Regions from separate parts of the Homo sapiens genome. Here region 1 is linked to region 2. A link is an interaction called in ENCODE POLR2A ChIA-PET data of the cell type or tissue named here. Cell type or tissue: PC-9. All regions are shown on one strand. Region 1 has its middle 15 kb from the start of MCU. Region 2 overlaps MCU (mitochondrial calcium uniporter).

Region 1 (4,000 bases), 110 kb before region 2:
ATTTGAGTTCTTTGTAGATTCTGGGTATTAGCCCTTTGTCGGATGAGTAGATTGCAAAGATTTTCTCCCATTCTGTAGGTTGCCTGCTCACTCTGACGGTAGTTTCTTTTGCTGTGCAGAAGCTCTTTACTTTAATTAGATCCCATTTGTCAATTTTGGCTTTTGTTGCCATTGTTTTTGGTGTTTTAGACATGAAGTCCTTACCCGTGCCTATGTCCTGAATGGTATTGCCTAGGTTTTCTTCTAAGGTTTTATGGTTTTAGGTCTAACATTTAAGTCTTTAATCCATCTTGAATTAATTTTTATATAAGGTACAAGGAAGGGATCCAGTTTCAGTTTTCTACATATGGCTAGCCAGTTTTCCCAGCACCATTTATTAAATAGGGAATCCTTTCCCCATTTCTTGTTTTTGTCAGGTTTGTCAAAGATCAGATGGTTGTAGATGTGTGGTATTATTTCTGAGGGCTCTGTTCTGTTCCATTGGTCTATATCTCTGTTTTGGTACCAGTACTTTGCTGTTTTGGTTACTGTAGCCTTGTAGTATAGTTTGAAGTCAGGTAGCATGATGCCTCCAGCTTTGTTCTTTTGGCTTAGGATTGTCTTGGCAATGCGGGCCCTTTTTTGGTTCCATATGAACTTTAAAGTGGTTTTTTCCAATTCTGTGAAGAAAGTCATTGGTAGCTTGATGGGGATGGCATTGAATCTATAAATTACCTTGGGCAGTATGGCCAAGCAATGTATAGACATTAGACCATTAGACATCAGATTGTGAGTCTTTTTTTTTTTTTTTTTTTTTGCAATAAGGTAGAAATGCATTTCTTCAAATGTGTCTGGGTACTATATGCCTATTTGTTTGGCATTCACCAAGGGTACTATAAGTTGAAAATGATAGTTGCAGGTAGAATCCTAAAGTTAGAACTGGGAGTTGACTTGCTATAAACGATTTCCTATGCTTTCTAAACAAGCTGGAGAAGGACGCTAGTGAATTCACTGAGCTACAAACTTTTTTTTTTTTTTTTTTTTTTTTGAGACAGGGTCTTGTTCTGTCATCTAGGCTAGAGTGCAGTGGTGTGATTCTCAGGTCACTGCAGCCGAGAATCTCTTGGGCTCAAGCAATCCTTCCACTTCAGCCTCCCAAGTAGCTGAGACTAGAGGGGAGCTACCACCACACCTGACTAATTTTTTTGAAAATAACTTTTTGTAGAAACGAGGTCTCACCATGTTACCTAGGCTGGCCTCAAATTCCTGGGCTCAGGAGATCTTTGGCAAGTTACTTCTCAATGTCACATTTGTTTTTCATTGGAAAAATGGAGGCTAGTGTAGTATTTTTCTCACGGGGATATTGTGAGGATTAAACAAGAAGTTATAATGTAATATCTATACAGCACCCAACACAACACCTTACTAACAGCTGGTACTCAATATCAAACAGTATTTCTTTCTTTCAGGTTTTAGAAAAATAGTTTAAAATCTAGAGTTAATTAACCTTCTTATGACCTTGTTAAAGGGTCTGCTTCCATATGCTGCTTGCCAGATGGCCCACTTACAAATGAGAAGCCAACAGCTCACCTGTGATAAATCAGCCCATTGAAGGTCAATGCAGTGAAGTAAACGGGGTTCGCATAACTGCGAATGTGCAACTGCACAAACTCAAGGAAGCAATTTTCAGTGACAGGGCGTGGTAGAGTGAGACAAGAAAAGCATGAGTCAGAAGACCTCAATTTGACTCAGCTCAGCACATAATACTTAACCTCTTTGAATGATTTCTTAGTTATGTGCCTTAGGGAAACTACTTAAGCTCTTTGGATCATTATTTTTCTCATCTGTAAAACTGGGATGAGAATATACAATTCATGGAGTTTTTTGTGATCACGGTGACTGCACAGAGTAGGGGCTCAGTAGATTCAGTGAGGGCTGCAGCTAGGCAGTGTGAATATTAGTTCCCTTCTCATTTTCTTTTTTTTTTTTTTTTGAGACAGAGTCTCGCTCTGTCGCCCAGGCTGGAGTTCAGTGGCGCGATCTGGGCTCACTGCAAGCTCCGCCTCCCGGGTTCACGCCATTCTCCTTCCTTAGCCTCCCGAGTAGCTGGGACTACAAGGCGCCCACCACCATGCCTGGCTAATTTTTTTGTATTTTTAGTAGAGATGGGGTTTCACCGTGTTAGCCAGGATGGTCTCGATCTCCTGAACTCATGATCCGCCCGCCTCGGCCTCCCAAAGTGCTGGGATTACAGGAGTGAGCCACCGCGCCCAGCCTCCCTTTTCATTTTCTATGGCTATTTTGGGAAAAGAGTAACAACAGCGGGAGTGCAGGCAGAGCAGTCCCTAAGCAACGTTATGATGTATGTGCTTGATACAAGTCAGTCACAAATTGTTCAGTGCACAGTAAGTTTTCACTTAATGCTGTTGATAGATTCTTGGAAACCGTGACTTTAGGTGAACTGACTATAAAAAAAAATTATCACGGCCTAATTGATATAAACAACAGTTAAGTTCCTATGGCATATATTCCTGGTCACAAAAACATCATCAAACTTGTTAATAAAGACTCAGGCCGGCCGTAGTGTCTCACGCCTGTAATCCCAACACTTGGGGAGACCAAGGTGGGCAGATTACCTGAGGTCAGGAGTTCAAGATCAGCCTGGCCAACATGGTGAAACCCTGTCTCTGCTAAAAACACAAAAATTAGCTAGGCATGGTGGCATGCCTGTAATCCCAGCTGCTCAGGAGGCTGAGGCAGGAGAATCACTTGAACCCAGGAGGGGGAGGTTGTGGTGAGCCGAGATCACACCACTGCACTCCAGCCTGGGCAACAGAGCAAGATGCAGTCTCAAAAAAAAAAAAAAAGACTCAAAACATTTCCAGTATTAAATATTGAAATAAATGTGAGCTATACATGCATTTAGGAAAGATTAGGCCAGGTGAGGTAGCTCATGCCTATAATCCCAGCATTTTGGGAAGCCAAGGTGTGCAGATAACTTGAGTCTAAAAGTTCAAGACCAGCCTGGGTGACATGGTGAAACCCCCGTTTCTACAAAAAAATACAAAAATTAGCTGAGCATGGTGGTGTGCACCTGTGGTCCCAGCTACTTAGGAGGCTGAGGTGGAAGGATCGCTTGAACCTGGGAGGTGGAGGTTGCAATGAGCTGAGATCATGCCACTGTGCTCCAATCTGGGAGACAGACCAAGACCTCCCTCAAAAAAAAAAAAAAAAAAAAAATTAATAAAAGCAAGTAAGATTTACCTATTTTTGGTGAATCAGTGAGTAACAGTGGTCATACTGGTGGTGGGTTAAACCAAGGAATAAATGTGTGCAGAGTGAAAATTGTAAGGCGCAACTCCTCCCACCACACAGGGTAAATGAGAACAAATTCAGCAGTCTCCCTGAGTGCTTTCATACCTCATTGTTTATTGTGTATTTGTATGAGTATTGTCTACTTTATTGTGTATTTGTATGATTATCATCTACTTTACGAATTTTTATTTTACAATAATTTATATTCATTCATTCATTCATTTTCCGACTCATTTATTCCAGTTCAGGGTCCTGAGTGGCCAGAGCCTATCCTGACAGCTTAGGGAACAAGGTGGGAAGCAGCCCTGGATAGGACCTTATCCCATCATAGGGCACACATATGCACGCGTGCACACATGCACACACACTCACTCAGACTAGAACAATGTAGACACGCCAGTGAACCTAATGTGCACATCTTTGGGATGTGAGAGGAAAGTAGTTGGCATGGCATGGGGAGAACCAGCAAACTCTGCACAGACAGTGACCCCAGCCAGGAATTGATTCTTTTTTTACCCCCCTCATCAGCATTGTAATAAAACAACATTGGGTGAAACAATGTTATTCTAGAATCTAAAAGGGGACCACTGTGGGTGGAAATCCAGTCTGTGCTCCAAGATGTGCAACAGGGGTCTCTCTCTCTCTCTCTCTTTTTTTTTTGAGACAGAGTCTTGTTCTGTCACCCAGGCTGGAGTGCAATGGCATG
Region 2 (4,000 bases):
AAATAGATTATGTTTTACATTCCTTCCTATCCTTTCAGAACCATCACCTTCATGTCCAAAACAGTGTGATGCTATTCATTTTAGAATATTATTGAGGACATCACACTGGTGGCTCTTTGAAGGGATGTGTTTTGGACTCAGGTGTGGAACTGCCACATGCCACTTATTCAACTCTTTGGCATCTAGGAGGCTTTGCATATGCCATGTGCCACTTATTCAACTCTTTGGCATCTAGGAGGCTTTGCATATGCCATGTGAATCCTCTCTTCCTAGGAGAGTTTACTTAGTGGAGCAGTGTTGGGATTTCTAGCCTGGTTTCTTCTGAGGAAAAAAACATGTCAAGTTAAACCTTCCAGGATAAAGAGAGGATTTTGTTGGGGGGAGCTGTTGTATCTGAAGTGTTAATATAGAGCAAATGCAGTTTATTTTCTCAAAGGAAGGGAGAGAGATCATGCCAAGAAAAACGCATAGAGTGGGGTGGAGTGGAGTTGGGAAAGAAAATGTGACAAGTACCTAAAATCAAATGCCTATAGGAAGGATTTTCCCCATGATTAGCTCCAAATGTTGGGGAGTGGGGAGGATGTTGCTTGTTTCTTTCTTTATTTCTTTTTAAAAAATTGTTTTACTTTGTTCTTGACTCTTTAGTTTCAAAAGCAGATTAAGGAAAAGCTTATTAGGAAGTCTAGAGCCATAGGCACTATAGAAATTACCAGCCCCCAAAAGTCAATACCCAGTTACTTTACCTTTTTGGCTGTTCCACGTAATTAACCCTGCTGCTTGATCCAAGTGAAGCCGGGGGAAAGCCGGGCACCGTTGGATGGTGTAGCTCCTTGCTTAACCCCTCATGTTGTACTGCAAAGATGAATGCCCACTTACCTGGATCTCTCAGGGGATGACATTTTCCAAAAGAAGATTTTCTTCTGCTCCCTCTTGAGAACAATATAAAGAGTATGTAATTCAGAGAGATTACTTTGAATTTCACTAAAAGGGAAGTACAAAGGCTTTGTTTTTTCAGATCCTATCAAATTAATACTGTCACGTTTGGAAAATGTTGCTCTGTTTTGATAGATCTCTTAGAAGGATGTGTCTTATGCAAATAGTAATTGTGATTTTTAAAGCTAATATAAATGTGATTCATTTACTTAAAATCAAGCCACCTTGTAGCTGTGAGTAATTTTCCCATTTTGTTGAAGGTAAGTACAATTTTTAATTGGCTACATTTGGTTGCAGGAGAGGTTAAAGAATAGATTTAAGTAGGCATGTCTGAAAAGGACAGAAAGTTCCACAAAGCAGTTGTCAGCAGGGATTAGATCTCTGGATGTCCTTGTTTGTCAGGAAAAGCCTTCTGTGTATCCAGTAGCTTCTGAAAATGTTAATGTGGCACTGTGCAGGGAGTCAAGGGAACAGTCTCCTCATTTTCAGTGCAGGATGCTAGGGAAAGCCTGTCCGTATGTGTGCGTGGGTGTGTGAGTGAGGGCTGGCTGTGCACCCTGCCTCTCTGGCTGAAGTAAGTTGCAGAGCAGCTTTGCCTTTTCATGGGCTTGGGTGTGGGGAATCCCTCCTACCAAGAGTATTTTGGGAAATTCCTAAATGCTGATGTGTTCTCAGCTCTATATAATGCCCTTGTTGGAGTGAGGAGCAAAACACACATGGATAATGATTTTAAAGCACCAGTCAACCAATTCCTGGTGTGTGTGTCTTTTACTTGCTTGATAGAGCTGTTCAAGGAGAATCTTGCGTTGTCAAGGATTTTAGGCTTCTACATAGTACAGGGATTGCTCTTCTTTTCCTTTTCCAGGGCTCTTCCTGTCTCTAGATATTTAGCATACAGATGCAGTTTCATGATGTAGCACGAGAATCTCCCACATTTCCACATATATTACACAGTCGGCGAAGCAAGTGGTAGTGGTGGCTGCTCCAGCCAAACCTGGCAGTGCTACTGCCGTCACTTTTCTAATAACCTTGGTGTCTCTGCAACAAGGTTAGTGGTGGTGTTTACCAAAGCTACAACTTTGTTTCTCCTTTCTCTTTCCCTGCTTCTGTTGTCTCCCTGTCTCCCCTCCTGCTGCCCCCTACCACTTAGGTTAATGAACTTCCCTGTGGTATGCAGAAACTAGTCAGACATGCATCTTTAAAACACATTTTAGAGTTTTCAAAAATGTGCATAATAGAAATATATCCTAAAGTTCAAAAACATTCTGAGATTGTCACAGTTAGTGGCAGATTAAGGAAACAGAATATAAAATAGCCAAATATATTCCAGGAAGTCATGCTTGTTGAGTAGGCATTTATCTGACAGATTGAAATGAGCTTCTTTTGTGTGTTGGCTCATAGTCCAGAATTGCAAGTTTTTCACTTTTAGTGTTTATGTAAAATTCTCCTGCTGGCTCATTTCATGGAAATAAAGGCTCACTTCATCTGTAACTTGTATCTGTAGTAAGACCCTTACAAGGGCTGCAATTTTCATCTTGGTTTAATTTGCAAGAAAAACATTATTATGTACGTATAGCTACTTGTTTTAATTTAGTGTCAATTGTCAATGTCGTAGTAGAAATGGATGAAGAAAATCCTTTTGGAAAGGAGATTTTTATAGAAATCAAAGGAGTATTGCCCAGCAACTCTTAATAGGTGTTTACTGAATATATACTATGGGAATGTATTGCACGCTTTAGAGATTCTAAAGAATAACATATCCTTGCCTACAAGGTGTTGCTTACCAATTTGAGGAGATGAAGATTGTCCGTAGAATAGGGACTGAACAAGCACTGTGTGAAAAAACGGTATTATGCTGTGCAATAAAATTTCAAGAATAGGATAATACATAAAGGAACGATTTGCTGTGGAGATCATTTCATTATATGTGAGATTGATGTCCAGAGATGTCATCCAGTTTAGTTAATGTAGTTCTGGCTAGCTGTTTGTGGAATTCTGGCTAGTTTGTTTTTTTAATGTCCTTATCCTGTTTCTTGTGTTATACTTGAACACATCAACATAGAGTGAGAAGTTACTGTTTTTGTTACCTAAAAATGAGTCACATAGTAAAAAGAGATGGGTTGAGAATCAGATATATTTGATTTCAGATCCTGGCTGTGCTCATTCTTAGCTCTGTGTGCTCTGTGTGCCTCAGTTTTCTCATTGGAAGAACTGGAATGTAAGTTACTAATTTACAGATTTGTTGGGATTAAATTATTTTGAAGCATGGCTGGGTGCCATGGCTCTTTCCTATAACCCCAGCACTTTGGGAGGCTGAGGCGGGCAGATCACGTGGAGGTCAGGAGTTCGAGACCAGACTGGTCAACATGGCGAAACCCCGTCTCTACCAAAAATACAAAAATTAGCAGGGCGTGGTGGCAGGCGCCTGTAATCCCAGCTACTCGGGAGATTGAGGCAGGAGAATCGCTTGAACCCAGCAGGTGGAGGTTGCAATGAGCCGAGATTGTGCCACTTCACTCCAACCTGGGCAACAGAGCGAGACAATGTCTCAAAATAAATAAATAAGTAAAAATAAATAAATAAAGTATTTTGAAGCACAAAAGCACTGCTTTTTCAGTTTTCTCACTAAATTTAATCCTCCTGGAAACATGCCATCACTGGTAGAATATTAGGTATTTAGGTTATTTCCCATAGCACTTGTTCTTACACAAATCACCAAATGTGTGCTTTTCCACTCTCTCTTATGAATCCTTACATCCCCAATGTCAAATAGCAAAATAGCAAAGAAAATTTATATATGGAGAGAGAGGGGTTTTTCAAGGACCATATTTTAATCTCACGCTTAAAGGGTAAATTTCTATCCATTTAATAATGTAATAAAAATTATTTTCATGTTAAGCTAAACAAAACATGATTTGAAAGACAAATCTGCTGCATCTTACAAAATAACATGTCCTTCTAAACCCAGCTGAAGTCCTATCTCCACGAAGCCTTCTCTGGCCACTCCCGCCCACGGTAATTTTTTCTCATTGAAAATTCAGTTTCTTTTGGTTATACAAGTTTCACT

What was found. ChIA-PET counts read pairs that join two places held together with the same protein. Peaks named below come from ENCODE experiments on the same cell type or tissue, not always from the same donor. Only the 100,000 strongest peaks of a DNase experiment are listed, where the experiment ranks them.
Region 1: POLR2A ChIA-PET joins it to region 2 with 6 read pairs; 4 of 35 experiments call an interaction of 5 or more read pairs at or near these places.

The regions. Positions count from the first base shown.
Region 1 is chr10:72,674,898-72,678,897 of GRCh38, forward strand. No RefSeq gene overlaps it. Among named protein-coding and RNA genes, the nearest start is that of MCU, 15 kb to the right of the region's middle. RefSeq lists a silencer at 1,554-1,848. In PC-9, no CTCF peak of the experiment used is centred here; a DNase peak (open chromatin) is centred at 1,684; H3K4me3 peaks cover 794 bases; H3K27ac peaks cover 2,271 bases.
Region 2 is chr10:72,783,263-72,787,262 of GRCh38, forward strand. The region is part of intron 1 of MCU (mitochondrial calcium uniporter); the gene reads left to right. Among named protein-coding and RNA genes, the nearest start is that of MIR4676, 64 kb to the left of the region's middle. RefSeq lists a silencer at 109-403. In PC-9, no CTCF peak of the experiment used is centred here; DNase peaks (open chromatin) are centred at 209 and 1,559; H3K27ac peaks cover 1,233 bases.